Linked DNA regions of Homo sapiens: regions 1 and 3 are each linked to region 2. The links are chromatin loops, found by intact Hi-C in ENCODE. Cell type or tissue: CD14-positive monocyte. All regions are shown on one strand. Links, peaks and the distances in the headings refer to the core of each region. The heading gives the core; the rest is flanking DNA.

Region 1 (8,000 bases), core at 1-8,000, 220 kb after region 2:
TCATAACTTATTTAATGAATCCCCTATTGTTGGACATCTAGGTTACCTCCAGTTTTTCTTACTAAACAGCACTATGGTGAACATCCTGGTGACTGCATTTATGGGCACATTCATGATTATTCCCTTTGAAGAAATTCTCTCCATGGCAGTGTAAAGGTTTTTCAGGAAATAGGTTCTTATTTCAGCCATAGTCCCTGGTGATGTCTTTCTGGTCCCCATCAAAACATCCTCAGAGGACCAGGGGCCGCCTCTCTGAGGCTTTCCATTTTACAGGGAGCCATGCACAGTGCATTGCTGTGGGTGGAAGAGTGTGGCTTGACCCTTAGCAAACTGGCATGATAGATTTCACTATCTTTGGCTACTCAAGTTAATGCTTCATAAACTGGAGCCAGTTATTAGCAAATTAATCAGGGTCCAGTTTGTAGCCTTATTAGGAGAGGTTATAATTTGTTGGTTTAAGTGAGCTTGATAAAAACTGTTGTGGTGTAAAATGCCTGTAAGACAAGCGGACTGCCGTTCACACCTACTTGAGGGACTGGAAGTTTGTCTTACCCTGACTGGACAGTAATAACTAATTAACTGAGATGGCTCAGCTCAAACAAACATAGCACTGTGGCTGCATCAGGAGGGTATTACAGCCCCAACTGGAATTACTAATTGGCTGATCCCTCCTCGTGGGCCCTAGTGCAGCTGTGGTGTCTTTATGATGTGTGACATCAGGAGTCACCCCAGTATCACTCTGCTCCTCAGCCTTTTGGACCAGTCTCAGAGTGGCCCTCAGACATTCCTGCTGTGGCCCATTCATCCATTCAGAAAACATTGATTGATCACCTGCTAGGCATCTGCTGGGCACTTGGGGAAACCAGTCCTGCCCTCCTGGGGCTTACATTCCAGTAGGGAGAAACAGACAATAAGAAACACATAAACAGATGGAAGAGAGGTTCAGAAAGTAGAAGTGCTTTGAAAGAAATAAAAGAGGATAATGGAGAGAGAGTGACAGGGGTGAGGGTGGGAAGGTGGGGGTAACTGGGGAGGAATCTGAGGAGTGACATTTGAATGGAGGCCTGAATGCACACAGAAGAGACCTGCAGGAAGAGGCTCCAGGCAGCTTGGGAAGCTTTGGGGAGGGGCGGTCTTCCCCCACCCCGACTGACCCAGGATCCTTATGCGGCAGCAGACTCTCGGCAGGCTGGTCCCCTCTCCTGGTTGAAAGCCGAGGTAACCCACACCGCTGGCTGCCATATGTTGATCGTGGGGCTGTTGAATGTAGCCCAGCCCAGATGCCATCCAGGATGCAGGCCCCTTTTGTCATCAGGCAGCTAAGTAACGATTTTTAATTCATAAGATGTCTTGCTCAAGGCCCATATCTCATACTGACTCCCAATTTTCATTATACAGTGATACAACTCTATACCAGTCAGAATGATATGGCTCCGCTGGACAGCGATGGGCCTGCAAGCCAGCCTGCCCCAGGGGCGGGGGCTTAGGCTGCCCACACACAGCTGCTTAATGGGCTACACCTGGCAGGGAAGACAGGAAGGGCCAGGGGCCTCTGAATGGGACATGAACTCTTTAGCTTCCTGGAAGCTGAGTTTAATTCCTTGCTCTACCTCTCACTGCCTGGATGATCGAGTGCAGGTTATTTTTAACCTCGCTGTGCCTCAGTTTCTTCCTCTGTAAAATGAGGATAGTGTGTCTGTCTCAGGGGTTTTGTGAGACTGAATAAGACATGCATACAAGACACTTTGCGCAGTGCCCAGCACAAGGTCAGAACTCAATCTATGTTGGCCATTGTGGGGCATGCCCCTCACAACTCTGGGTGAGAGGGGCCACAGCTGGGACTAGCTTGCTCTGAGTCTACTATTCCGAAAACAGGTATGGCCAGGTGTGGTGGCTCACGCCTGTAATCCCAGCACTTTTGGAGGCCGAGGCCAGAGGATTGCTTGGGCCCAGGAGTTGAAGACCAGCCTGGGCAACATGGTGAAACCCTGTCTCTACAAAACATACAAAAATTAGCTGAGCGCAGTGGTGTGCACCTGCAGTCCCAGCTACTAGGGAGGCTGAGGTGGGAGGATCACTTGAGCTGAAGAGGTTAAGTCTGCAGTGAGCTGTGATCAAGCCACCACACTCCAGCCTGGGTGATAGAACAAAACTCTGTCTCAAAACAAAAGGAAAGAAAATAAAAGAAAACAGGCATGGCAGGAAAGAAGAAACCAAAGTGTCCACCTGCTACATGTCAGGCACCACAATAAGTGCCTTACGTACATGATCACTCCTGATGCTCACACAGCCTGGTGAGGTAGGAGTTGTTATCCACACTTTACAGATGGGAAATTTGGCCCAAAGGAATGAGTGGTTTGCAGGAGGTCTCACAACTGGTAAGTGATGGAGCTGTTGTTGGAACCTAGGTCTTTTTCACATCCTGCGAGTTCATGCTCAGTATGCGGTCTTCACCAGGGTGTTGACGTAATAGACTCCAGGCACAGACCATGACTAGAAGAGAGACCATTGGAAGGAATGGAAGCAGATCCCAGTTCTGCTCCCTTCCCTGGGTAAGGTCCCTGACGCTGGACCTGGGCAGGGCCAGGTGACCAAGTCAGAGGCCACAGTGGAGATCAGGATCGCACAGGTCAATCTCATCCAGCCTCCTGCCTCCATTCAGACACTGCCATTTAAAGAGATGGCTGCTTAGGCCCAGCTCCTAAGATCCCGAGCTCCTCATAAGCCATGGCTTTTTTCTTCTCTTCTCTCCCCTGCGGCCCCAACACAGGACTAGGCCCCAAGTATGCCGCTGCCTCTTACATACTGGTTGACCCTTTGGAATTGCTGCAGAGGGAGGAAGAGAAACTTCAGGCCATCCAACAAATATATAATGAGCGCTGTTCTGGGGACTGCCAGAGATTGCAGCATGAGACCCCAGCCCTTATCCTCAAGGCCACGCTGGGTCTCCAGGCATGAGAATTAAAGAAGCGCACTGCACAGGGCAGCTGCCTCGTGAGTTCTGAGCCCAGCACTCAAGGGCTCAGAGGAGCCAGAGGTGGCAGAGCCTCCAGGCGAGAGATGCGGGTGGGCTTCCTATAGCAGGTGATACTGGACCTTCAGAAAGGGCAGTTCCCAGGCCGAGTGGGGAGCCTTAGGCTTTCCTTTAACTCTGAGTGCAGAAGAGCAGAGGCAGGACTCAGGGGCTGTTAGCCCAGCGGAGCAGACAAAGCAATTGAAAGTCATCAGCCTGTGTTCCCGCACGCACCATCGGCCACTCACTAAACTGCTTTTCGCCCAGACCCAGCTCTGCTGTGGTTCAAGATGCTGCCAGTGAGATAACAAGGGGACAAGATGTGGGAATGATGAGATTTGGCAGCAGGCAGGAGGGGCGATGCTGCAGGTGGGGCAGGGGGCGTGAAGGGGGGTAGCCTTCCAGCCTGGAGGAAGAAAGAGGTAGGGGGATAAGCCTAAGCTCCCCCTGCCCCACATGGCTCGAAGAGAGAGAACTGCCCCGCCCCAACATCAGACCTTCTACCCCCTGCTGCAGCCCCTCCCAGTCCACTTCTCTCTCCCTCTCCCTCTCCCTCTCCCTCCGACCACCTAGAAAACAGCAGAAGTCCTTTGCTTGACTCTGCGGCGCCCTCTAGCTGCCACTCAGCCTCTTGCCTTGTTTTTTACACCAAACTCTGGGCAGCAGCACCTCAGGACCTGTGCTCACTGTCCCCACATCCCTGCCCCACCGTCCCTCAGTATCTTAAAGTCTGACTCTGGGGACATCTGAAGACCCAGTCAGTGGCCTTTGCCAGACCTTCCTCTTCCTGAGCTCTCTGCTCTATCTGACCCTGCAGACCGTCTCTTTCTCAAGACTGCCTCCTTCCCTGACTCTGGGCACCCGGCACTAGGCTGGTTTCCCATCTACCTCTCTGGCCATTGCTTCTCTGTCTCCTTCACTACCTTCTAAATATTCCTGGTTATACTCGTCCAATTATACATGTGCCATAAACAGCAGCCTCGCCTGGTGCGCTTTTTCCCAGTGTCTGACGAACGTCACCAGCCCCATTGTGCTGACAGCTCTTGTCTCTTGCCTTACCTTCCCCCACCAGTCCCCATGGTAGGCCACCTCCCCAGCTACCTGGAAGACATCGCAACATGGACATTCTGCTGCTATGTAAAACTCTACCATGGAGGAATTTATCTAGAACTTTCCAGAATGTGTAAGGACTCCCCCGTGTGTGTGTGTGTGTGTGTGTGTGTGTGTGTGTGTGTGTGTGTGAGAGAGACAGAGAGACGAGAGAGAGAGAGACGGAGTCTCACTCTATCACCCAGGCTGGAGTTCAGTGGCATGATCTTGGCTCACTGCAACCTCCGTCTCCCAGGTTCAAACAATTCTCCTGCTCAGCCTCCCGAGTAGCTGGAATTATAGGCACCTGCCAGCATGCCCGGCTAATTTTTATATTTTTAATAGAGATAAGGTTCACTGTGTTGGCCATGCTGGTCTTGAAATGCTGACCTCAAGTAATCTGTCCACCTCGGCCTCCCAATGTGCTGGGATTACAGGCATGAGCCACTGTGCCCAGCCCTAGGACTCCCTCTTGAGGAAGAAGCCACTTTGTTGACACTCCACTCTATGAAGGATGATGATCTCTTATTTGCCTCATCCTATTTCCTTGCCCCATAGCACAGGGCCAGGTGCAGAATGTGCACAAATGTGTGGAAGGCGAATGCTTGCAGGGAGAGAAAAAGAAATGTAAATCTAAGTCCAAGCTGGCCACTTGCTAGCCATGTGACCTTAGGCAAGTTATTGAGCATCTCTGAGCCTGCTTTCTCACACAGAAGATGGGATATCTTCTTATAAGGTGGTTGCAACGAATAGGTGATGTGATTGTGCAAACAGCTTAGCTCAGTGCCTGGTACATGGTAAGTGTTTGATAAGTAGTGGCTGCTACTTTTTAATAAATAGGAGAATGAAGGCTGCAATCCCCACCCCCCGACCCCTGCCCAGCAGCCTTTCACACATGATTCATTCCTCCCAGCCTCTCTCTTGCAAATCTGAAAAGGTCTTGATTCCTGGAGCTCCTAGAGGAGGTGGCTGCCCCCAGGAAAACCAGCAGGGCCAGTAATGACCTGCTTTTTTCTTTTGTGATCAATTTGAATCACCAGTTCCCAGAATCCTTACGGTGGTAAAAGTGCAGCCACCACCCCACCCCAAAACCCCTCCCCTACCAGATACTCCCCGACCCTGGAACTCAGGACAGCACCTGTCCACCCAGGGGAAGCAGCTGCCCTTCTGCTCAGCAGAAGTGGGGCTGAACAGATGAAAGGCTTCCCTGGTGAGCGCCCCCAGCCCCCCAGCCCCCCATGGGAATTGGATGAAGAATGTCTGGGAGACCAGAAGGCCGACACGGAGGTATCAGTTTCCAGGAGAGCAGAGAAACTTGCATGTGTGGCTGCCAAGCCCACAGCGCCTGTGGAGGGGAGGACGTGGAAGTGAGGGAAGAAGTGAAGGGAGCGAGGCAGGGATGTGGAGTTCCCCTCCGCACCCACCATCCTGAATGAGGGGGGAGCAGAGGTCAGAGCTCTGGGTTCAGGGCCCTGTGTGTGGGCCTGAGGGTTTTGTTCTCAGCCTCAGTTCAGGGCAGCCTGTAAACACTAGCTCTCTGTGGCGAGGCTCTCCTGGCAAAAGTGTGGGGTTGGCTCAGTGTCACTGCTGGGAAAACAGCTGTAGGCACAGGCTGCTGGGGTGGTGGGGAGAGACCATGGTGGTACCATCTTGGTAAAGCACAGGCAGCCAACATTTGTTGGGAGTTTCCTGTGTCCCCAGCACTATATTAACTTATTTAATCCTTAAAGTGACAGCCTGGGGTGGGTTCTATTATTGCCCCCCTTTTACAGACCAAGCAACTGAGGCCCACATATAAGTCACTTGATCAAGTTCACACAGCCAGTAAGTAGCAGACCCATGATTTGAACCCGTGCTGTCTGCCTCCAGAGGGTGTAATCTTAACCATTTCTTTTCCGAATTGCTTTTCTTCAGGGGCCTTAGCTCAGCGAGTACTTACACTTTCAATTGTGTGGTTTTATCATGAATGTCTGTCTTCACAGACAATTCATATGAGACTGAAGGCATCAACCTTGCCTGCTTTTCTTTACCGATTCTCCAACACCTTGCGCATAGTAGGTGCTCAATATGAACTTGAAGGAATGAGTGAATTAAAAAAACCAATGAATCTTTGAATGAGACGTGCCCTTGGCCTTTCCAGCTTTGGAGGCAGGGCTCATCTCCTGCCCCTACCCAAGCCTAGCAGCATCCCAGAGAGTACCAGTGTTGCTATGGTGACAGTAAGAACATCTTACCGAGCATCTCACTGAGTCAGTCCTCTCTCAGGTGGCCTTGTCGGCTCCCTAGGTATAGCTCTTTCTGGCTGTTGGTCTGGGGAGTTAATCACTCGTGCTTGGCAGGAGGTGGGAAGGTGTACTCCATGCAAACAGATGTGTGAAAAAGAAGTGTGTGTGTGTGTGTGTGTGTGTATGTATGTGTGTCTTGAGTTTGGTTGAATGTGGACTGTGTGGGGGGTACTTGCCTGCAGGTTTGTTGGAGAAGGTTGCCTAGGTCGGGGCATGGGGTGTCTTATGTGCTGGGGACAGATGCCGGGTTTGGAGTGGGCAGTGTGTACGTGAACGGGGCATAGGAGCTGAGTGAAGAAATACAAGTGAGTGTTCCAGGGTTGAAAACCCTGTTTTTCAAACCAAAAATGAAAGCACGTCATTCAACAAGGGGCTTCAGGTTTGTGAATGATTTATAAGAAAAATCTCACAAAGATAAAAATTGAATCACATTTAGCTAAACATTTGATAGGCTCCTTTATTTAAAAAAGTAAATTTATATGAAAATCTGGAATGCTGGGATGCTGTCTGTGGGGGGGCTGGGGAGGGGACCCCTGCCTGTGAGTGTGTTGGGGCAGGAGTGGGAGGCCGGAGGCTCTGAGGTCTTGCCTCAGGGCAGCCCTTCAGCTGAGCCTTAGGGGCTCAGAGGACCTCAGCCCCTACAGGGCCCTGCACTGCCTCTGCTTCACCCAGCCTCAGCACTGATCACCCTGTACGTTGAGTGCTGTGGCCCCCATTAAAATGTATCGCCATTTGTTTTTGAGACAGTCTTGCTCTGTCGCCCAGGCTGGAGTGCAGTGGTGTGATCTCGGCTCACTGCAACCTCCGCCTCCCAGCTTCAAGCGATTCTCATGCCTCAGCCTCCTGAGTAGCTGGAATTACAGGCATGCGCCACCACACCCAGCTGTTTTTTGTATTTTTAGTAGAGATGGGGTTTTGCCATGTTGGCCAGGCTGGTCTTGAACTCCTGACTTCAAGTGATCTGCCCATCTCCGCCTCCCAAAGTGCTGGGATTACAGGCATGAGCCACCGCGCCCAGCCTGTATGCTCATTAGAGAAGCACAATAACTGTTTGTTGAATGAATGAACAGATGAAAACACACATCTCGTTTCTCTAGCAGCAAAATTCCCAGCTAAAGAAACTCCCTTCTATCATACATTTATATGCCTCCTTGCAATCCTGTCCCCCCAACTCCCCACTATGCAAACGCAGCCATACAAAACCCAGCAGGAAGTGACCTAGGAGTCTCCATGGCTGGGAAAGGAAGCCTTAGGCAAGGGGATAGCTACAGTGACACCCCCTCCTGGGCTGGCCCCATGTTAGAGATTCCGAAGGCATAGACTGATAGACTGAGTTCTAAACAGGCCCCACTGTCTGCAGCTTCTGCCTGGCCTTGCCCAGCCCATACAGTGGACTGGGAGGACAGGTGAGAGTGGCCACTAGCCACTAACTTGGGTAGAAGTAAGCTGCCTTGCTGACCAGCACAGGCAGGTGACTCAGCATGGGTTGGCTGAGAATAGCTTCTGTCCCAAAGTCTAAAGTTAGAAGAGGAAATTGCCCCACCCTTGACTTTTTCCCTAGTTAATCCAAGAGAGGCTATGAGCCTCTGCTACATGCAGATCCCTTTAGAGTT
Region 2 (11,082 bases), core at 1,685-9,684:
AAGTGTTGCCAGATTCTATAATTGCAATAAAGCCATTTGAGATCTTTAAGCTAAATTTCTTATCATTTTGTCTTTTGATACAGGGATCCAGTTTTGTTGTGAGGAGTGCTATAGGCTGGACACTTTGGAAAAATCCCGAGTGCACTTTGTGGACACTGCTGGCCTGAAATAGTGGGGCACACTGGCCTGAGAGCTCCCTGGCTCCCAGTGCCTAAGGTCCTTTACCCCATACTCCCTCAAGGTCCATCCCTATACCCTCCAGCCCACAGCATGTGACCAAGCATGTGCCCCTTAACCTGGAGCTGGAACCCTTCCTTTCACAGATACCTGGAAATTGAGCCAGATCTGCATCCGAGGGACACTAGAAGGGATGGGGAGGAGCGCTTACCCCTGAACTCTGTTTTGTCTCATGTTTGGAGGCCCAAGGTCATTTGGTTCTTCAGATTTCCAGCAAACTATAGCTCTCACTCCCTTCCCGCATGCCCTCACCCCACGGCTTTTACACTTAAGAGGAATGGCCCTGCCTTCTCTGGGCCCACAGCTCCTGTGGCTTGAGGTTCCAGCCGTCTTGTTAACAATTTTTCTCCCTGCGATGTAGGAATGATGGCTGTGTTAACAGGTCGGGGGGCGGTTGGGGAGACACTAACAAGATGATAAACCTTGGTATTTGGCTCTGCTGCTGACTTTGAGCGAGTCCTTTTTTACCTCTCAGAGCCTTATTTTTCTCATCTGTAAAGTGGGGAGTCCTGCTCCCCTCCCCTGAGGTTGTTCTAATGAGGCCGTGCTCATAGTAGGTAAATAATGTACACACACAACATGGGCATGCACAGCGATGGGTGCAGGTTGCAATTGGGACTTCCCTCTGTTCCCTCCATCACAATTGATGAGGGACTTTGGGGCTGATCTTGACTTCTCCAGGATCCTGGTCTCCCAGTAGGTTGCTAGTGATGCTCAAAAGGTAGGGGTCTCTCCCCAGGACACTGCCAGCCTGCCCTTCTGGGAGGAAGGAGACAGAAAGGGTTACTTTGGCAATCACGAGGCTTAAGGATGCCCCAATGCTTCACCCTGTCCCAAACCGACCCCCTACTCCCACCCCCAAGTCTAAAGTGGGTCCCTCTACAATAATCTCTCATCACGCCATTCATTCTTCCTTTGTGGCACTTATTATAAGTGCTAATTATTTATCAATATTTGTTTTTTTAAACAAAACTTTATTATGAAAAGTTTCCAACATTTACCAGAAAAACCCAAAACAGAACAGTATCACAGACTCCATATACCTATCACCCAGCTTCAACAATGATCAACTCGAGGTCAATCTTGTTTTATCTCTACCCCTACTCACTCCTGCCTCCTAGTATTAATTTGAGGCAACACATTTGTAAATGTTTTGGTAGGTATTGCTAAAAATAAGGGCTCTTGTATAAAACATAACCACAAATACATGTCATTATACATTTATCCAAACCCACAGAATGTACAACACCAAGAGTGAACCCTAATGTGAGCTATGGACTTGGGGTGATGATGGTGTGTCAGTGCAGGCTCACTACTGTATCAAATGCTCTGCTCTGCTGGGGGATGTTGATACTGTGGCAGGCTGTGCACAACGTGGGGGCAGTCTCTGTACCATCTTCTCAATTTTCCTGTGAACTTAAAACTACTCTAAAAAAGTTAAGTCTTAAAAAATAAAATCAAAAGAGCAAAGCTCCTGTTATTAAATCTAAAAAATGAACAATAATTCTTTGGTATGTGATTATTGTTAAATGTGTATCTCCCTCCACTGGGTTGGGAGCCTCATGAGAGCTTGCGTGAGGCCTACTAGGTCCTTGGTGAGTAATTGTTGGATGGATGGATGGATGGGTGGATGAATGGATGGAAGGATGGATGGATGGAGAAAAGGCAAAGGGAGCTGGGAGCCCACTTTGCTTTCCATGGATGCTGTCTGATCCCTTCAACACTGGGGTGTGATCACTGCCTTGCAGGTCCACAGACTGTCTCATCCTCTTGGATGTGAGCACCACCATGGAGCTGAAAACCTTTCTCAGTTTTTTTCGCTCCTAACCTGCCTTCCACAGAATCAGGCAAGTAGTCGCTAATCCTCTCCTGTTGGCTGCAGCCTGCTCCCACTGTGCAGCTAATTCCACCTTCCAACTTAATCATCATGCTTAGCACTTTCAATAAGGGCTTTTCATCTTCAGAGCACTGCTCAGCCATTAGCTGATTACTGTAATCTGTCCAACTCCCAAGACGTCAACCAGCATGGCAATGAGAGGCTTCCCTTATTCTCTTGGAGACTCAGTTTCCTCATCTGTAAAACTGGGTTAATATACCTAACTGGCATGGTCGGTGTAGGGTTTCAGTAAAATAAAGTCCAGAAAGTGTCTGGCACTGTCCTTTGACACCTAACAAGCCCTCAGTAATTGTTTATTATCTGTTTCCTGTATGGTGCAGAGGTTAACTCTCATTGGAGAGCCCAGAAAAATCTGGATTTGAATCCAGCTTCCTCCGCTTAAAGTTACATTTCCTGAGCCTCAGTTTTCTGATCTCTAAAATGGGGGTGATGGCACTGCCTCAGTTGGCTGAAAGATCAAATGATGTGACATATGTGTGTGATGTGCTGGGCACAATGTGAGTCACCTAGGAAGTCCTTCCTGGAAGGAAATGGAGGCAGGGAAGGAGAAGGAGGCTGTAGTGCTCCTTGGGAAGGTGCTAGATAATTCTTTTCTCCTTTGTCCCTCAAGATGTTTGAGGGGAAGAAAGATGCCTATTGTACTCACCATTACAACCCCAGCCAACTACCCCCTTGCCCAGCTGTGTGCTCAAAAAAATAAGTAAAGGAATTCAGTGTGCTATGGGTGGAACTACATCTCAACAGGACTGGAGAGTTTATAGAAGACTTTCAGATTTTTCTTTATCTCACAACCAGAGAAAGTAAACAGGCCAGGGATTATCCCCACATATTACAGACGAGGAAACTGAGGCTCAGAGAGAATAAACACAAGGCCTGCAAACGTTAAGAGCTAGAGCCACCCCATCCCAATTTGGATGCATCAGGAGACGTGTCTAAGCTTTGCCCTCCAGAGGAGCTAGGCCTCTGTCTCAGCTGGAGTTACAGGTCTTCTTGAGACCTTCTAAAGCTACAAGGATTCTGCCTGCTAGCCCTTCCTCTCACCCTACCTGGTATGGGGCTGTATCCCAGTGCGCCTGTTTTTAGTTACTGAGAATTTCAACATCAGGGCAGCCATGAACAGCTGCTGTGGTTGTAACTGTGCAACTCTAGCAGAGGGATCTCATTCATCATAACAGCAATGAATCAGCAAAGAAGTTAAGTCCTCACCATAAAGTTGGGGGTGACTCTAGGAGGTGATAGAGGGCCCTCTCTATACACTGACTGGGCCTGGGTTAGGAGTCCTGTTCCAGGAACCAGGGCTCCTGGCATTCCCTGAATAGGCAGGGTCTGGCATCAGAGTGGCAGCATCAGGAGGCTGATCTCCGCCCTTCCTAGGGAGAAGCGTAGGAAGGACTTGGGAAGTGAACCGTAAGTTTCAAAATGTGAGGGAGTTAAGGAAAGGGAGCAAGACTCTGAGCTGGGTACTTCACGTGCGTTATTACCTATACTGTATCATATGTAAGCAATAATTTAATCTGATAATAAGACTCTTTGGGGCCGGGTGCAGTGGCTCACACCTGTAATCCCAACATTTTGGGAGGCTGAGGTGAGTGAATCATTTGAGGTCAGGAGTTCAAGAGCAGCCTGGCCAAAGTGGTGAAACCCTGTCTCTACTAAAAATACAAAAATTAGCCAGGCAGTAGTGGCGCACGCCTGTAATCCCAGGTACTGGGGAGGCTGAGGCAAGAGAATCATTTGAGCCTGTGAGGCAGAGGTTGCAGTGAGCTGAGATCATGCCACTGGACTCCAGTCTAGGCGACAGAGTGAGATGCTGTCTCAAAAAAAAAAAAAAAAAAAAGACTCTTTGGATAGGCACCATCAACCCATTTTACAGATGAATTAAATGGGGCACACAAAAGTTAATTAAGTTGCCCAAAGGGTGACACAGCAAGGAAGTGGCACAGGTGGGATTCAAATTCAAGCCTACCTGACTCCAGGCCCCACAATGTTGCCTCTAGTTGTTACCTGCATTTTATAATAAGGAAGGCAGCCAAGGCCCAGAAATGGGCAGTGATTTTCCCAGAGTCACACAGCCAGCTAGTGGCTGGGCAGAGACTGAAACCAACAGTCCAGACTTCCAGTTCCAAAATGAGCCCATAAAAGTACCTGGCCCGTAGGAAATCTTCAAGTCGTATTTGTTTTTTCATTTGTTTTTCATTTTTGTTTTAGAGACAGGATCTCACTCTGTTGCCCAGACTGAAGTGCAGCGACACAAACATGGCTTACTACAGCCTTGACCTCCTGGGTCAGGTGATCCTCCTGCCTCGGCCTCCCAAAGTGCTGGAACTACAGGCATGAGCCACTGCACCCAGCCATCCATTAATATTTGTGATAGAAACAAGGCTAGGGAGAATCCCTGGATGGCTGAGGATAGGGGAGCAGCGGGGAGGAGCAGATGGTAAAGAACAGGCCTTGCTGGAGACCACCAACCTGCTGCTTTTTTCTAGGAGTTGCCCTTTAGCCTTCCCTTCAAAGTAGGGCTTGGGGAGGTGACCCAGAGCTGGGAGGGGTGAGAGGTGTCGTGCAGCACTCGGCCTGCAGGTGGCGCCCCACACTGCAGTTCTGTACTCCCCCAGGGAATGGGAGCCTGCAGGGGATTTTCCTGTGGCTGGGCGGGGTGGGACCAGGGCAGTGGGTCTCTCACCAGCGTTTTCAGGATGCCCCTAGACAACAGCTCCCCTCTCACCCTGGCCGCCTATGCCTGGCTGTGGCTGTGGCAGCAGATGGCTGACAGGGCCCAGATGGGAACTCACACCTCAACTCCTTCCTCCCTGGTCATGCCCTCTGCAGGGCCCTGGGTGAGAAACCTCAGAAGGACTTGAGGTCATCCAGCTGCTTGACCTTGGCCAGTTTACTGAGCCTCTTGGATGCCTACTTTCTTCATCTGTAGAGCAGAAGTGGGTTTTATTTCCAGGGTACTGGGAGGATCAGATGGAACATTTATAAAATGCCTGGCCCAGGCTGGGCATGGTGGCTCACACCTGTAATCCCAGCACTTTGGGAGGCTGAGGTGGGCGGATCACGAGGTCAGGAGTTCGAGACCAGCCTGGCCAACACGGTGAAACTCTGTCTCTACTAAAAATACAAAAATTAGGGCCGGGTGCGGTGGCTTACGCCTGTAATCCCAGCACTTTGGGAGGCCGAGGTGGGTGGATCACCTGAGGTCGGGAGTTCGAGATCAGCCTGGCCAACATGGAGAAACCCGTCTCCACTAAAAATACAAAAATTAGCTAGGTGTAGTGGCACATGCTTGTAATCCCAGCTACTCGGGAGGCTGAGGCAGGAGAATCGCTTGAACCTGAGAGGTGGAGGTTGCAGTGAGCCAAGATCGCACCATTGCACTCCAGCCTGGGCAATAAGAGTGAAACTCCATCTCAAAAAGAAAAAAAAAAAATGCCTGGCCCATTGCAGGCACTCAGCAGACGGGAACTGTCAGGATTATTCCCATGGACAGTGGCTGCCTGTCCTGATGTCACATCTGCCTGGCAGCTATCTCTTCTTAGTCTTTCCCACCTCACAATGGCAATCCATCACACCATGCCTTACCAGTCACCGCCAAGCTCTGTTATCCATGCCCTACAGACCTGGTACTGCCTGGAAGACAATATAGAAGAGCAGTTAAGTGGAAGGCCCCAGTTCTCACCGTCTGTGTGCAAAACCTTGCCTCTGCGCCTTCCTGTGTGGCCTCGGTCGAGCGGCTCCCGTGTTGCAGATTCTTAGTGCTCAACACTACATAGCACAGGCTCCTGGAAGCTAGGTTAGAGCCATGTGACTCACTAGCTCTGGCCAGGGAAATGGGGGAACAGGAGTGACGTGGGCATGTGTCACTCTAGGCCAAGGCAGGTAAGAGACTGTGGATTCCTCTACCCTTTCTTGCCCTGCCACAGTGACCTGTGTGTGGCCAAAGGGCCTTGTGTTTCCATGGTAAAGCACTAAGATAGAAGCACCCTAGATCCCCCAAGCCACTCTCAGAGGAAAGCCACCCCACCAGCATCGTGTTATATATGAGCAAGAAGTAAACTTTTATTGCCACTGAGGCTTCAGGGTTTGTTTATACCACAGTGTAACCTAGGTTAATTTTACGGATGCAGCCTCCCTGTGCCTCAATTTTCTCATCAGTGAAAATGGGGATAACAATAGCACTACTGTCATAGAGTTGTTGTGAGGGTTAAATGAGATCGTGGATGCAACCCTCTTAAGATGTAAAAATCTTAGTTTTTATCATTCTATGGGAAGATACAGAACAGTATGAAATGATCCTACATGCTCAGAGCAAGCGGGGCCCTGGGAACTTGAACTCACATTTCATGTTTAGATGAGGACACCAAGGCTTGGGGCAGAGGAGGGGATGCCTTGTTCAAGGTCATGCAGGCAAATGGTGGGAGAGTCAGGGCTGAATCCTGACTTTCTGAGCCCTGTCCAATGTATTTTCAGACACATTTTGGTCCCTGCCTTCTGGGAGCTCATGATCTAATTGGAAACAAGACAGACATACTGTGGAAAGATCATTCAAGATTCCATGCTATACCCAGATGCGAGAGTCATCCAGACAGTGAGGGTTCTGAGGGCCAGAGGAAGACAAGGACCTGGGGGGTCTGGGAAGTGGGCAGAAAAGGCTTCTGGGAGCTGATGGGATTTGAAGAACGGATTTCAGCAGAGAGGAGGAGTGGGCAGAGGGCAATGGTGGGGGAGACAACAGTATAATCCCAGGCCAGGAGAAAGGGAGGTCAAGGAGCAGAATGGTCCATAGAACAGATAGATCAAAGCATGGTATGTTTAACCAGTTTGAGGGACAAGTAGATTTCTTCCCCTTTTTGACCCCTATTATAAAGAGCACTGCACTAAACACCCCTCTATGTATCTGTGTATTTTGTCAGCTGAGATAGAGGTTTTCTAGAGAAGAGAGGTTGGGTTGTACCTGGAAAGGTATGGTGGTCTGATTTGCAGGAATGGTGTTGTAGGGTTTGGAAGGCTTTTGAATGTGAGTAATACAGAGATGGTTTGACTTAATTTTTCAGGCCAAGACCTCCCAGTTTCAATCATTTGCTTACCATATTTACCAATTTTGGCCTATTCATGTGACAACTATACTGTTAGTGACCCAATTTAAATTTTAATCCCTCACTTTTAAACTCATACATTTATTTTAAAAGACTTTTTATCACCATCATATAATTTAGTTTGTTTGTTTTTTAGACAAAGTCTCGCTCTGTCGCCCAGGCTGGAGTGCATTGGTGAGATCTTGGCTCACTGCAAGCTCTGCCTCCTGGGTTCACACCATTCTCCCACCTCTGCCTCCTGAGTAGCTGGGACTACAGGCGCCTGCCACCACACCTGGCTAATTTTTTTTTTTGTATTTTTAGTAGAGATGGGGTTTCACCGTGTTAGCCAGGATGGTCTCGATCTCCTGACCTCGTGATCAGCCCGTCTCGGCCTCCCAGATTTTTTTAAAAAATAAAAACAATGCTACTTGCAATAAATACAAGATAACTATTGAAATAAATACAATGATAGCAAAACAGTATTATTAAATACAGCCATAATTGCCTGCCAGAGGCAGAGCGGAAGGCCTGATTCCTTCTGGTTCAAGGAAGAGGGATTATCAAGTGTTAAAAGACATAATAGCACAAATTGAGACTTTCTCCTTTGCTTGTTTGTATACGCTAGGACAGAACTGACAGGGGAATAACTTTCTCACCATGCGATTCAAAGAGGTCACCTGAAGAAAGCTTGCATCTGGCAGAAAGTGACTTGTAGACCACACCGAATGGGCATCCTGTCCTCTGAAGACTGTCACCAGAATGACAGCAAGTTCTTTTGTGGGGTAGTTTGACAGCAGTAGGGCCCAGGGATGGAGGACTGGGCCAGATGATCAAAATCTGCCCCTCTTTTTGGTGGACATTAGGTTTTCTTGTGTGGGACTGATGGGTCGGGGTGGGGTGTGGGGGTTCAGAACAAAAGAGAACAGATTTTGCTTACTGTCCCTGACTATAGGTTGTGGAGACTCTAACTCTGGGTCTGCTTCCCAATAAAAGAAGAAAGTGATCTCTGGACATAAAAAAAAAAAAGACACTTTTCTGGGGGCATTACAAGGAGAATGGGAATTGCCTTCTCCCTGCACCATCATCTACAGTCAGGGCGGGCTCCGTGGATGTGTGACCTGCGCTGTCACATAGAGCCCTGTGTTTGGAAGAGCTCAACACTCGGTTTAATGCTCGATTGTTGCCATCATTCCATGGGATACACACTGGCAGACAAAAAGGAGGCAGACCCTCTGGGGACCATTGTGGAAAGAGCTACAGGACATATCTTAAGAGAAAAAAAAAAGTTATAGACAGTATGTGCAGTATGGCTGTATTTGTCAAAACAAAAAATTCTTAAAATTTTAAAAACAAACACACACACACTTCATTATTCCATTTTCCCTCAACTGGCTGGTTAGTGATACGTCCAATTACCACTCTTCTAGGGTTAGCCTGGAGATGGAGCAGACATCCTTGATTTATTCATGTTTACCAGACACTCCCATTTCTACTCGCTTATTGGACAAGGCGAGGACCTCAGAGCATTCTAACTCCATTTACCCCCTTCCTGCTTATGTGCCATTGGATTGCGTATTTTAATTCTCCCTATATATTTTACACATTAGTTTTATTGTTTTATACAGCCAAGATTCATTTGTATTTACCCGTATTTCCCTTTCTATTGCTCTTGTTTCCTTTCTGAATATCCAAGCTTCCATCTGGGACCACTTTCCTTCTGCCTAAAGCATACCCTTTTGTATTTATTTTTATATTTGAGCCATTCATATGGTTCAAAATTCAAAAGTACAGAAGTGTGTCATGATAGATATCTTTCTCTCCTACCCCTGCCCCTAGCCAAAAACTATACATTTCCATATGCACATAGAACATTCCTTGGAAGGAAATACACCAAATTGAGAACAGTGGTTTGTCTACGTGGTCTGTAATGTTCATGGTGATAATGTGTTCATGTCTCCCATATGCAAAGAAAGAGAAAGTCAGAGACAGGCAGCCAGGAGACCCAGTCTCTTCTGATTGACAGCCTCTCACTGTGTCCTGCTGTGCACGCAGTCATTCTGTTATACGTGGCCTCGTTTGATCTTGGCCACAGCCCTGTGGGACATGAGAGGCAGGGTTCCTCAATCCCAAGTCTCCCATTTTCATGAGCACCTACTATGCCGGGTGCCACTTCATAGTTGCCACGTCACTCAGTCCTCACGACAGCTCTGCTAGTATTGTCGCCATTTTACAGATGAGCAAACTGAGGGAAACAAAAGTTAGGTAATCTGCCCAGGAGGCAGAGCCAGGGTTCAAAGCAAATCCCAACAGTCCAACTCCAGAGCCATGTTATCACAAACCCCATTATACAGCTGAGGAAACTGAGACCCACAGAGGTTGAGCCCTAGGCTCAAAGTCACTAAGTCAGTAGTGGCAGAGCAAGAACTCACATCCATAACTTTTGGGGTTAAAATCCACAACCCTCCCCCTACCAATGTTTTTTTTTTTTCTGCACATTAGAATCATCTGAGGAGCTTTCAGAATGCCATGTTCAGATGTTAAGACCAAAAAAATTGGAATCACTGATTCTATTTTTGTGCCCCCCTCATCTTCCAGGAGTTTCTGAAGTGTAGCCAGGGTGAGAACCACTGTCCTTGCCCACAGGAGAAAGGGCTCAGAGTCAGGCTCTTTGGATTTCATTGGATCCGGACTTTGCCTCTCATTAGCTCTGTGACTTTGGGCACACTGCTTTAACAGTTCTGTGCTGCCTCAGTTTTCTCACCTGTCAGTTTGGATAACTGTAGTGTCTTCCTCACGTGAGGATTGAATGAGACCAGCCGTACAAAGACTTGGAACAGCAGCTAGCACAAGATGAGCTTTAAATAAATCTTACCCTTATTATAGTTGTTATAGTTATTATTATTTTTGCTGTGTGCCTTTGCATAGAACCTGTCCCCCTCTGGGCCTCACTCAGGTCCTCTATGTGTGAGCACACTGTGGGGTTTGGACTGCAGGGTCTTGAACAGTGTCTTCCAGCTCTAATGCGCCTTTGTCGCGATCGGCTGGCTGGGTCTCGGGCCTTCTCCACTTGCCCTCATATTTGTGGAAGCTTGCCCTTTCTCGTGAATGCAGAGGCGGCAACAGGCATGTGCTTGGAGAACCAGAGACCACTTCTGTGGGACGAGTCCAGCCTGTGGTTATGGTATTGATCTTCTCACAGCCAGGATGTGCTGGGCTGTGCAGAGTGGAATTGCCCACTGAGGGGTGGTGGCTGACAAGGTGCCAGCTGCCCCAGAGAGAGGCAGAGGGCCCTGGACGGAGAGTGCCTTGGAGAGGCAGGGCGGGGGCCGAGGCAGAGCTGGGGCTCATGCCCACTTCCTACCAGTGCCCAGGGCACTTGGTGCCAGTCCTTGCCACCAAGTGCCATTCTGCACCAATGCATAATTCATGCCCCCATGTGCCAATCTGTGCCAGCTTTAATTAGCTTCTAACTTTTTGTCATTCATTTTGCTCTGAACACCTTATAAATAAATGATGGGCGAGGGGAGTGGCGAGCAGGGCAGGAATGTGAGGGAAGGACCGTCTTTTCTTCAGCCACAAAAGGGAGGGGTAAGCTTCCAAGGCTGGGCCCAGGGAACCTCATGCCCCTGGGGCTTTCCTGGGGGCCTCCACGCTGCAGAGGGGTGGCCTCAGCCCACATTGTCAGCCTTCCAGCCTGCTCCTCCACAAGCCAAGCTGGGCCGCCACAGCTGTGCCAGGCTCCAAGGGCTCACAAACTAAACTCGGGAGCACACGTCTGGTTTATGGTGGCAGGCGCTGCCCCGGGAGAGGGCGCATAGGCTGGGGACGATGACGGCAGGAAGCAACAAACAGCTCTTTATCAGCTGT
Region 3 (8,000 bases), core at 1-8,000, 180 kb after region 2:
TGTTAAGTGCATGGTCTGTCTGTGAAGGGCTGCCAGGAGGGAGGCTTGAGGCTGGTCCCCAAAAAGGAAGCCTGCAGCTTGGGCAGCCAAGGAGCATTTGACAGAGGAAGCGAAACCACCAAGAAACAGGTTTGGGGACCGTAAGACCCCTCATCCAGAACTCTAGGTTAAGCAAATCATCTTTGGAACTGGTGCTCTTTACAGCCACCAGGAGGCCATCAAAAAATGAAGAAGAGGAAAAGAAAAGATACCGCATTTTAAATTTTGGGGCCCCTCCTAGAATGAAAATGACAAGGCCTCGGGTCTGGTTGGCTGAAGGATGTAGAGAATGGGCTTTGAGGGACTCAGCCCTGATGGCGCAGCTGCTCCGCACTGGCTCACCCTTGTACTTGCTTTGCTCTCATCCCCAGAATACACCAGTGGGGACGCCCATCTTCATCGTGAATGCCACAGACCCCGACTTGGGGGCAGGGGGCAGCGTCCTCTACTCCTTCCAGCCCCCCTCCCAATTCTTCGCCATTGACAGCGCCCGCGGTATCGTCACAGTGATCCGGGAGCTGGACTACGAGACCACACAGGCCTACCAGCTCACGGTCAACGCCACAGTGAGTCTCCATGCTGGGGCCCCGGCCGTCCCAGCTGCCTCTTCCCACCCTGGAAGAGAGTGACGGGGCATTCCAATGGGACATTGACCCAGTGGCACACACTCGATGATCTATAATAATTATAGTGGTGACAGTCATGATAGAAATGAGGCTGGCATTACTGAGGCTTTGTGCTGTGTCCCTGGCACCGTGCTGAGCACTCAAAGGGACTTTAAACCTCAAGCAGCCCCGTGTCATAAGTATTGTTAAGATGCCCACTTTGCAGATGAGAAAACTGAGGCACAGGAGCAATTCAGTGACTTTCCATGGTCACCCAGGAGCCCGACTCCATAGCCTGCTCGGGTAACTTCCTTGAGACATTCTTAGTGCAGAGTGCCTCTTGCTCTCTGGGACACAGGACAGAGGTGTTCACCCAGCTGTGTCCTGACACCATCCAACCTGCAGGGCCCAAAGGAGTTCAGGCATCCTGCCTCTACTCCACAGAGTGGTGACATTCCACATCATCCCTCTGTGCCAAGCACATTGCTGGCCCCTGGGAATTCCAGGATGAGTGAGTCAAGGGCAGAAGGCAGGAGAGGGTAATTATCCCATCTGATGGCTGACTCTGTTGAGGGTCACACAGCCCATGAGTAGTGGCGGAGCAAGAACCCAAACCAGGTTGTCCACCTCTCAGTCCAGTGCCCTGACCACCATGCCCCATGGCTAGACATCTCCAGGTCTCAAGAACATCGCAGCATGCCCTTTGTGCCAGCTGTTTGGGAGATCCTGGGGAACAGGCAAGCCACACTCTAAATAGGGTCCTCCCCCTACCCGCCCCCTCTCCTTGCTCCCAGCTGCTGCCTCAGGGCATAGCTGGAGCCATCAGCTGGCAGCAGGGCCGTAAGCTGGCCTGTTGTCCCTTAGATTCTGTTGACAAAGCTTACGCCAAGAGCAAAAAAACATGGGAGTCCCTCTCAACCCTCCAGGTCCTATCTGCCTGACACTCAGCATCCACTCCTGACCCACATAGCTGTCAAGGGGCCTGCCGGCAGCGCTGGGGGGCTCTCCTTGGTAGGTCACAGGCTCTAGATCCAAGGCTCTGGATCTGGACTGGGTCCAGAATCCAGTTTTGAAAGATGGGGTGCCCCCAGACTTGGCCAAGATGCAGAGAGAGGCCTCAAGACCCAGGAAATGCGAACTTCTTGTTTGGCCCTGGCCCAGTGGCTGTGGGGAGGTCACTGCAGGTGACACTCACGTTCTTTCCTTCTCCCCTGTTTAAGTGTTAGTTGCCTGGGAGGAGCTGTGTGCTGCTGTTTGTAAAACTGACCTCAGAGGTCAAGGGGACATGCAAGCCCAGGATTTGCTTTTTGTGCACATTTGCCTGCACCTTCCATGCAGCCTGGCACCCACACATGCGCTGCCCCTCCACCGCACTGTTTGCACACACCAGGGCCCAGAAACACGCAGATGCTTGCCCGCTGTGGGATAATTTCCACCCACCATAAAAATGGCTTTGGACCGTGGGGAATAGACCAGAGCTGGGCACAGGCAAGAATCTGGGTGGCGGGGCCTATCAAGAGGACTGGGCTCAAGCTGGGATGATGAATACAGTTAAATTGCTGTTACTCTCCCAGTAATCAGGCTTGGAAGCAGCAGAACAGGAGGGGCCCTAGAAGTCCCTCTCTAGATGGCTTCTCCCTTGCTTCTGGAGGAGCTGACACCGAGTCCTTCTCGGGGCTGGTGCTGTGCCCTTGGCTGCTGAGCACTTCCCCAAGGAAGGAGATTCTCGGCCTGGCATTGCGGGCAACAGTGTCAGTTCCCAGCCACCACTGAGCTGGTACCAGGATGGGGAAATTGAGGCATCCTCTGGGAACAAGCTGCTGAGAGCCATGGGCCCCAGAGTTACAGCTGGGAGCCTGACAGGATCACTCCCCTTTCCCCACCACAGAGTCCAGAGTGGGCTGGGCAGGGGCATTTGTGGCATGAACAGGACTGCAGTCACAGGTATGGGACAGAGAGGGCCTGTGCCAGGCTAGACAAAAGCCAGCTGCCTGCAAAAGCCTGGTTATGGCAAATCAGAGCCACTGGCATCCCCTGTCCAAGAGGTCAGGGGACTTGTTTTGAGCTTCCCCGCTCCAGCCCTGGGTGCCTGGTGGTCATTCAGGTCCCTAGCTGGGAGCTCTCCCCATGGGCAGTGCCCAAGCCTGCCGTGTGGGCCCCAGTCCTGGAGCCTGGGAGGCTGCCTGCCGAGAACCTCTCTGCTCACCTCCTGCTTCCAGACCTTCCTCTCCCTTGCAGCACCCACTCCCATCCCTAAAGGCCCTCCCACCCTCTCATTGGCTGTCCCTGAGGATTCCTAAAGACAACCAGCCCTCCCTTCTCCTAGGCACAGCAGCTCCATCTCTGCAGGCCAGGAGGAGGCACCAGGCTTCTTGGAACTCCAGGAATGCCTTGCTTCATTCAAGTCACCCCAGACAAACTAAGGGAGAGCTAACCTGGGGACAGTCGCTCCTCAAATCTTAGCTCAGAGAATGTTCGAGCCTGAGGGGCCTTAGAAGTCATTCACTTGAGCCCCTTCATCTCACAGAAAAGGACATCAGATTCCCAGGGGGAAAAAGAACTCATTTGAGGTTACTCAGCAAATTAAGAGACCGAACTGATGTTAGAGCCCCAAGTCAAAACTGTTAGTGGCAAATTTTTATGTGAAAGGATCTGAGTTTGAGTTCTGGCTACACACTTAGAAGTTGTATGACTGTGGACAAGTTACTCAGCCTCTCTGAGTCTCTGTTAACTCATCTGAATAATGGGCTCATCATAACTACAGATGCGAGTGAAGTGCCCGGTAGAGTGGCTGCCACGTCATCTGTACAAAGCACTGCAGTTACTATTATTGCTGGCTATTGTTATTCAGTTGCAGCAGGCTACTTAAACAGTAGAAGATAGATTTGGAGTTTTCTTTCTTGCCAAGCATTAAAAAAAAATTTTTTTTTTGAGATGGGGGTCTCGCTATGTTGTCCAGGCTGGAGTGCAGTGGCTATTCACAGGTGCAATCTTGGTGCACAACAGCCTCGAACTCCTGGGCTCAAGTGATTGCCCCACCTCAGCCTCCTGAGCAGCTGGGACTACAGATGCATCGTTGAGGTTTTATACAATGAAATTCCCAACTGACGGTTTAAATATTGCTTGCCTGGCTGCAGGGGGATGGCCTGTGTGACCTCTCAGGAGTCTTTCTCGGAGTCCCCCAGATGTCACAGACCCTGGAGCTCCCCCTGCTGGTTGGATTGGGAAAAGTCACTGAACCAGTAAATCCCCAGCCCAAAGCAAGGGACTCATGAATGCAGGGACACAGGTGCCAGATTAATCCCCTCTGTGGCCTTTCTTCTGAGGAGTCCCCATCTTTGTCAATCCTCTGCTGCCCTGGGATGAGTGGGGGCAGGAAGTGGGCACAGAGAGGGGTGGTGACCTCCAGCTGAACTCAGCAAAGGAGCTGAGGGCAGCACCATATCTACTCCAAGCTGGTCATCCCACCACCGGATGTCCAAGGAAGTCAGGCCTGGGCTACTAGGGGCTGGAGGTCTAGCTGTACCCCAGCCCTGCTTTGTAACACTGGATAAGCTGCCTTCCTCTGGACCTTGGGGATGCTGTTTGTGTTTTCCTGTACAGCTCAGAAATCACCATGGCTTCTTAGAATTCTTAAGCTTCCTTTTACTAAGCCCTTCCCTGCTGGAGTGCAAGAGCATGGGTGTGTGTGTGCGTGTGCATGTGTTTGCACTTATGTGCTGCACGGTGCAGGTCTGTGTGTGTGTGTACATATGTGTGTGAGTGTCCCCACCATCACTCAACCTAAGGCTGTGTGTTCTCTCCGCTCTCTAAGGATCAAGACAAGACCAGGCCTCTGTCCACCCTGGCCAACTTGGCCATCATCATCACAGATGTCCAGGACATGGACCCCATCTTCATCAACCTGCCTTACAGCACCAACATCTACGAGCATTCTCCTCCGGTAAGACTCCTGGCCCTTCCTTCTCAGAAGTCCCTTCTCAGAGGGACTTCCTTCTGAGCTCCTGTTAGGGATGGGCCCTGTTAGTGGGCTGGGCTCCTCCTTGGCTCCTCCGCAGTCCCTGTGCGTGGCAGTGATGAGTGTTCTGGCACAGCGAAACCCCAGCCACTCTTCACACCACGCCCATCTCCTCACCCTCTCACTCTACCCAAGGGGCTCTGTGTGGCAAAGAACAAAGGCTTCCAGGGCAAGTAACGGGGAGCCATTCAGACAGACTTATGTGGAGGGATGGGGATCCCATGGAAAATTCAGCCTGTGCTGAAGAATGGACTCAGTCTGGCTCCACAGAACATCAGTGTGGCTCAGCCGTGTCTCTGCCGTGTCAGTCTGTCCCTCTCTGCTGATGAGCACTGCCAGAGAGGGTGGCAGCTGCCCTTCTTCAAGGGTCCTCTTGGCCCCGGCTCTTCCCTGCGAGCTTGCAGCTCCTTCTGCCCTCCCTAATGCCCAGTCTTTGGATTTCTTAAGTCCAGGTTTCCAAGAAAGGCTCCTGATTTTTCTGGTGTGTTGCAAGGTCATAGGTCACCAGCCTGTAGATCGGCTACCCATGGGTGTCTTAGAGGACAAAACATGCCTCGGCCCACTCTGCAAGGCTGTGGATGGAGCAGCTTTGCTCAGCTGTGGGCCAGACGGGCAACGGCAGCCATCTCTAGTCTCATAACCATTCGTGCGTCTGTGCAAACTTGAATGCAACACCGGCTGTGGGTGGAAAAATTAGAAAAATGCGCCTCCCCTAGGCAGTCACAATCCCTGGTCATTAGCTTAGGGAACAGCGTTTGGGGAAAGAAAAATGAGCCCCTTCTTTTGAGAGAACTCAGTGTGCTTAAAGGAAGGACTCAGCTTTGGGAGCAAAGTGGGGCACCCGCCTAAGGCTCGTGAGCGTTCAGGGCCCCACCCGCACCCCTGCACAGGCTCACAGAATTGAGTGTGACAGGTGAGCTTCCCTTGACTGGGGTGCAGGCTGTGCTCCTGGGCCTGACCCCTCATTTGGAGACCATGGCTGCCCTGGCCACTGGCCTCCCTTCACAGCATGAGGCCGCAGTCTCCTGGTGTATGGGGCTGGCATTTGGCCACTTCCTTCTTGGGACAGGTGTGGAGGGAGGCTCTAAGAAGCAGGATCCTTTCCGGCCTGCTACTGTTGAGTGTTTGAAGCTGCTTTGAGAGTAGAGGGGGACAGATCAATGCCCCCAATTCCCCAGCCTTCTCTTTCTTAGCATTCCGTGGGCAGTGGGAGCCCCTGCTTTTGAGACTGAAGGCTGTCTCTTCTCAGCACAGCCCAGCCCATTTCCCATGACTTTCCTAGCCCCTTTTCTCTCTGCCCCTAGCCCAACTTTGCCAGGCCGATACCTTCTCAGCATCAGGTCAGCTGTGACGTGCTGTTTTCAGATGAGGCAGGGCCCACAATCTGCCCATGGCCCCTGGACATCTCCTGAGTGGTCAGCACTCTTGAACAACTTGCCCCACCTCTGCTCCCCTGAAGGACTGGAAGCGTGCAGTTCAGCAGGGACAGGGTCTGCTGTGGGCATAACATACAGTGTGTGCTCAGGAGATGGTAATGGAATGGATAAATGAACAAGCACCCTCACCCTGGGCAGACCAGCATACTCACCATCCTGCACCCTCTCCGCCCCTGTGCCTGCTCTTGTCGCCAGCCCAAAGTCCACCCACCCATTTGTTCCCAGTTCACTCTCTACCTTTCTTATAATTTTTTCCCTGGCTTCTTCCCTATCCGTCCCAGAGATAGCAACTCCTCTCCCTCAACCCTGGTAGAATTAACTCTCTCTATGCTGTGTAATTTTCCACTTAATTATAGTCTCGCCTGTAATGTTACCTATATATGTGGGTTACTTCTGAGCCCCCAGTAATCAAGGTACCTGAGTCTCTGGGACATGATCTCATCCTTCCTTTGGGTCTCCAGGGCATCATGCCCAGAGCTAAGTGCAGGGAAGATGCCCAAGGCCAACTAGATTGAAGTATAGAACATGGCAGTGGCTGGGCAGCCAGAGGAGCTCAGAGGAGTCCCGCACTGCCGTACTCACTTTGGCTGAATCAAACGGCCTCCTGACCAGGTCCTCACTGGGAAAGGGGGATAATTGTGCCTGCAGTGGTGCCTCCCTCTCCTTAGGGTTTTAACGGTTGGAGATAATGCACATAAAACACACAGCAAGTGCTGCCAATTAGCGGACATTAAACCACGCTGGGCAGTGACCTGGTCAGTCAATTACAGTAGCTAGGTTGGGTTGGGGCTCCCAGCTTCAGCTTCCTTTCAGAGTCGTTGTAGTTGGCAAGAGGTGTGTTCTTGGTGTGAGTGTCCCCTGAGACCCCTAGGTTGTCTTTTTCTAGTATCTTTTTAGTATATCGTGCAATGCTAAGTTTGCATGCTTTTATTTCAGACCTGCAGATTTCTGAGCTGTCCATCCATTGGGTCTGCACTTCATCCTTTTATGCACCCATCAGACATTGATGCGGCTGGTCCCATGTGCAGGCCCCATGCTAAGCCATGCCCTCTGCTCTACAGGTGATCCCACAGGCCCCTGCTAGGACAACTCCTCAGTCTCAGCAAACCAGAGCCTTGCCCTCCTTAGCTTCCGGTCTCCTGATGCTCCATTTCTTGGCATATGCTGTGATTCTCCTCTCTCAGACGCAAGGATCTTGATGTCTCTTTGCCTCACCAGTATTGTTCCTTTGTCTCCACAAGGGCACTAAGGCCCATGCCCAGGGAGCTGCTAGACCCCCGATCTGGGTGGTGCAGGTTTCAGCCCCACAGCTTGGCTTATGGCTGGGCTGGGGGAGCCAGAAAAGGCAGTGCATTGAGGGTTTCAGACCCTCCAGCCTGGCCCGGCTCCCCTGGGGCCCACAGAATCTGCCTCCGTGTCCACACATCTCTGCCCTTCCTCCAGTCTCCACACTTGAGGAGTTCTCAGGTTCCCTCGCCTCTTGCAGAGCCTCTCTCCTGCAGGCCGATTCCCTTGCACTGCCAGCCTGATCCTTCCCGGCTGCTAATTGGTTTCTGTGCCTTGATCTGGGCCCTCCATGTCCCTTTACAGTGTAGAACCCTGATTTAACGCAGCATTCCCAGGCCGGGCCCAGGCTGAGATGCACCCTGGCCTGTTCTGCCTCCCAGGCCAGAGGACCCCAGCACCCCCATTCCCAGCCTTGCCTCTGCTGCCCCGGGGCCCCCACCGGACCTTTCCCCACTCTCCCCAACTCCCCCTCTTTATCTGCGGCTCACAGCATGTATGCCTCCCCCTATCAGCGTATCAGGTTAGCATGCCTCATCTAAAGTGTATATATTACCTAATAAAATCCTTCTTATTTGGGATTATTGCATCAGATTTTAATTTCCTCACTCGAGCAGC

What was found. Hi-C counts contacts between places; a loop is a spot of excess contacts. Peaks named below come from ENCODE experiments on the same cell type or tissue, not always from the same donor. Only the 100,000 strongest peaks of a DNase experiment are listed, where the experiment ranks them.
Region 1: it touches region 2 in a loop (2.6-fold over the local background); 48 of 110 quality-filtered maps call a loop at or near these places.
Region 3: a loop joins it to region 2, with 7 times the contacts of the local background. A loop is called at or near these places in 101 of 110 quality-filtered maps.

Annotation. Positions count from the first base shown.
Region 1 is chr10:71,605,742-71,613,741 of GRCh38, forward strand. The region is part of intron 9 of CDH23 (cadherin related 23); the gene reads left to right. Among named protein-coding and RNA genes, the nearest start is that of CDH23-AS1, 98 kb to the left of the region's middle. RefSeq lists an enhancer at 6,551-7,065. In CD14-positive monocyte, for the core only: CTCF peaks have their summits at 3,627 and 3,828; DNase peaks (open chromatin) are centred at 3,630 and 7,880; H3K4me3 peaks cover 603 bases; H3K27ac peaks cover 552 bases.
Region 2 is chr10:71,379,683-71,390,764 of GRCh38, forward strand. It overlaps a transcript of SLC29A3 not described here. Among named protein-coding and RNA genes, the nearest start is that of CDH23, 12 kb to the right of the region's middle. In CD14-positive monocyte, for the core only: CTCF peaks have their summits at 4,719 (motif pointing right) and 4,924; DNase peaks (open chromatin) are centred at 3,299 and 4,729; H3K27ac peaks cover 2,366 bases.
Region 3 is chr10:71,566,332-71,574,331 of GRCh38, forward strand. It overlaps CDH23 (cadherin related 23), which reads left to right. Exons shown (of 70, transcript NM_022124.6): 7 at 411-605; 8 at 4,459-4,587. Among named protein-coding and RNA genes, the nearest start is that of CDH23-AS1, 58 kb to the left of the region's middle. RefSeq lists enhancers at 1,260-2,081, 5,483-5,984. In CD14-positive monocyte, for the core only: CTCF peaks have their summits at 3,850 (motif pointing left) and 4,049; a DNase peak (open chromatin) is centred at 3,860.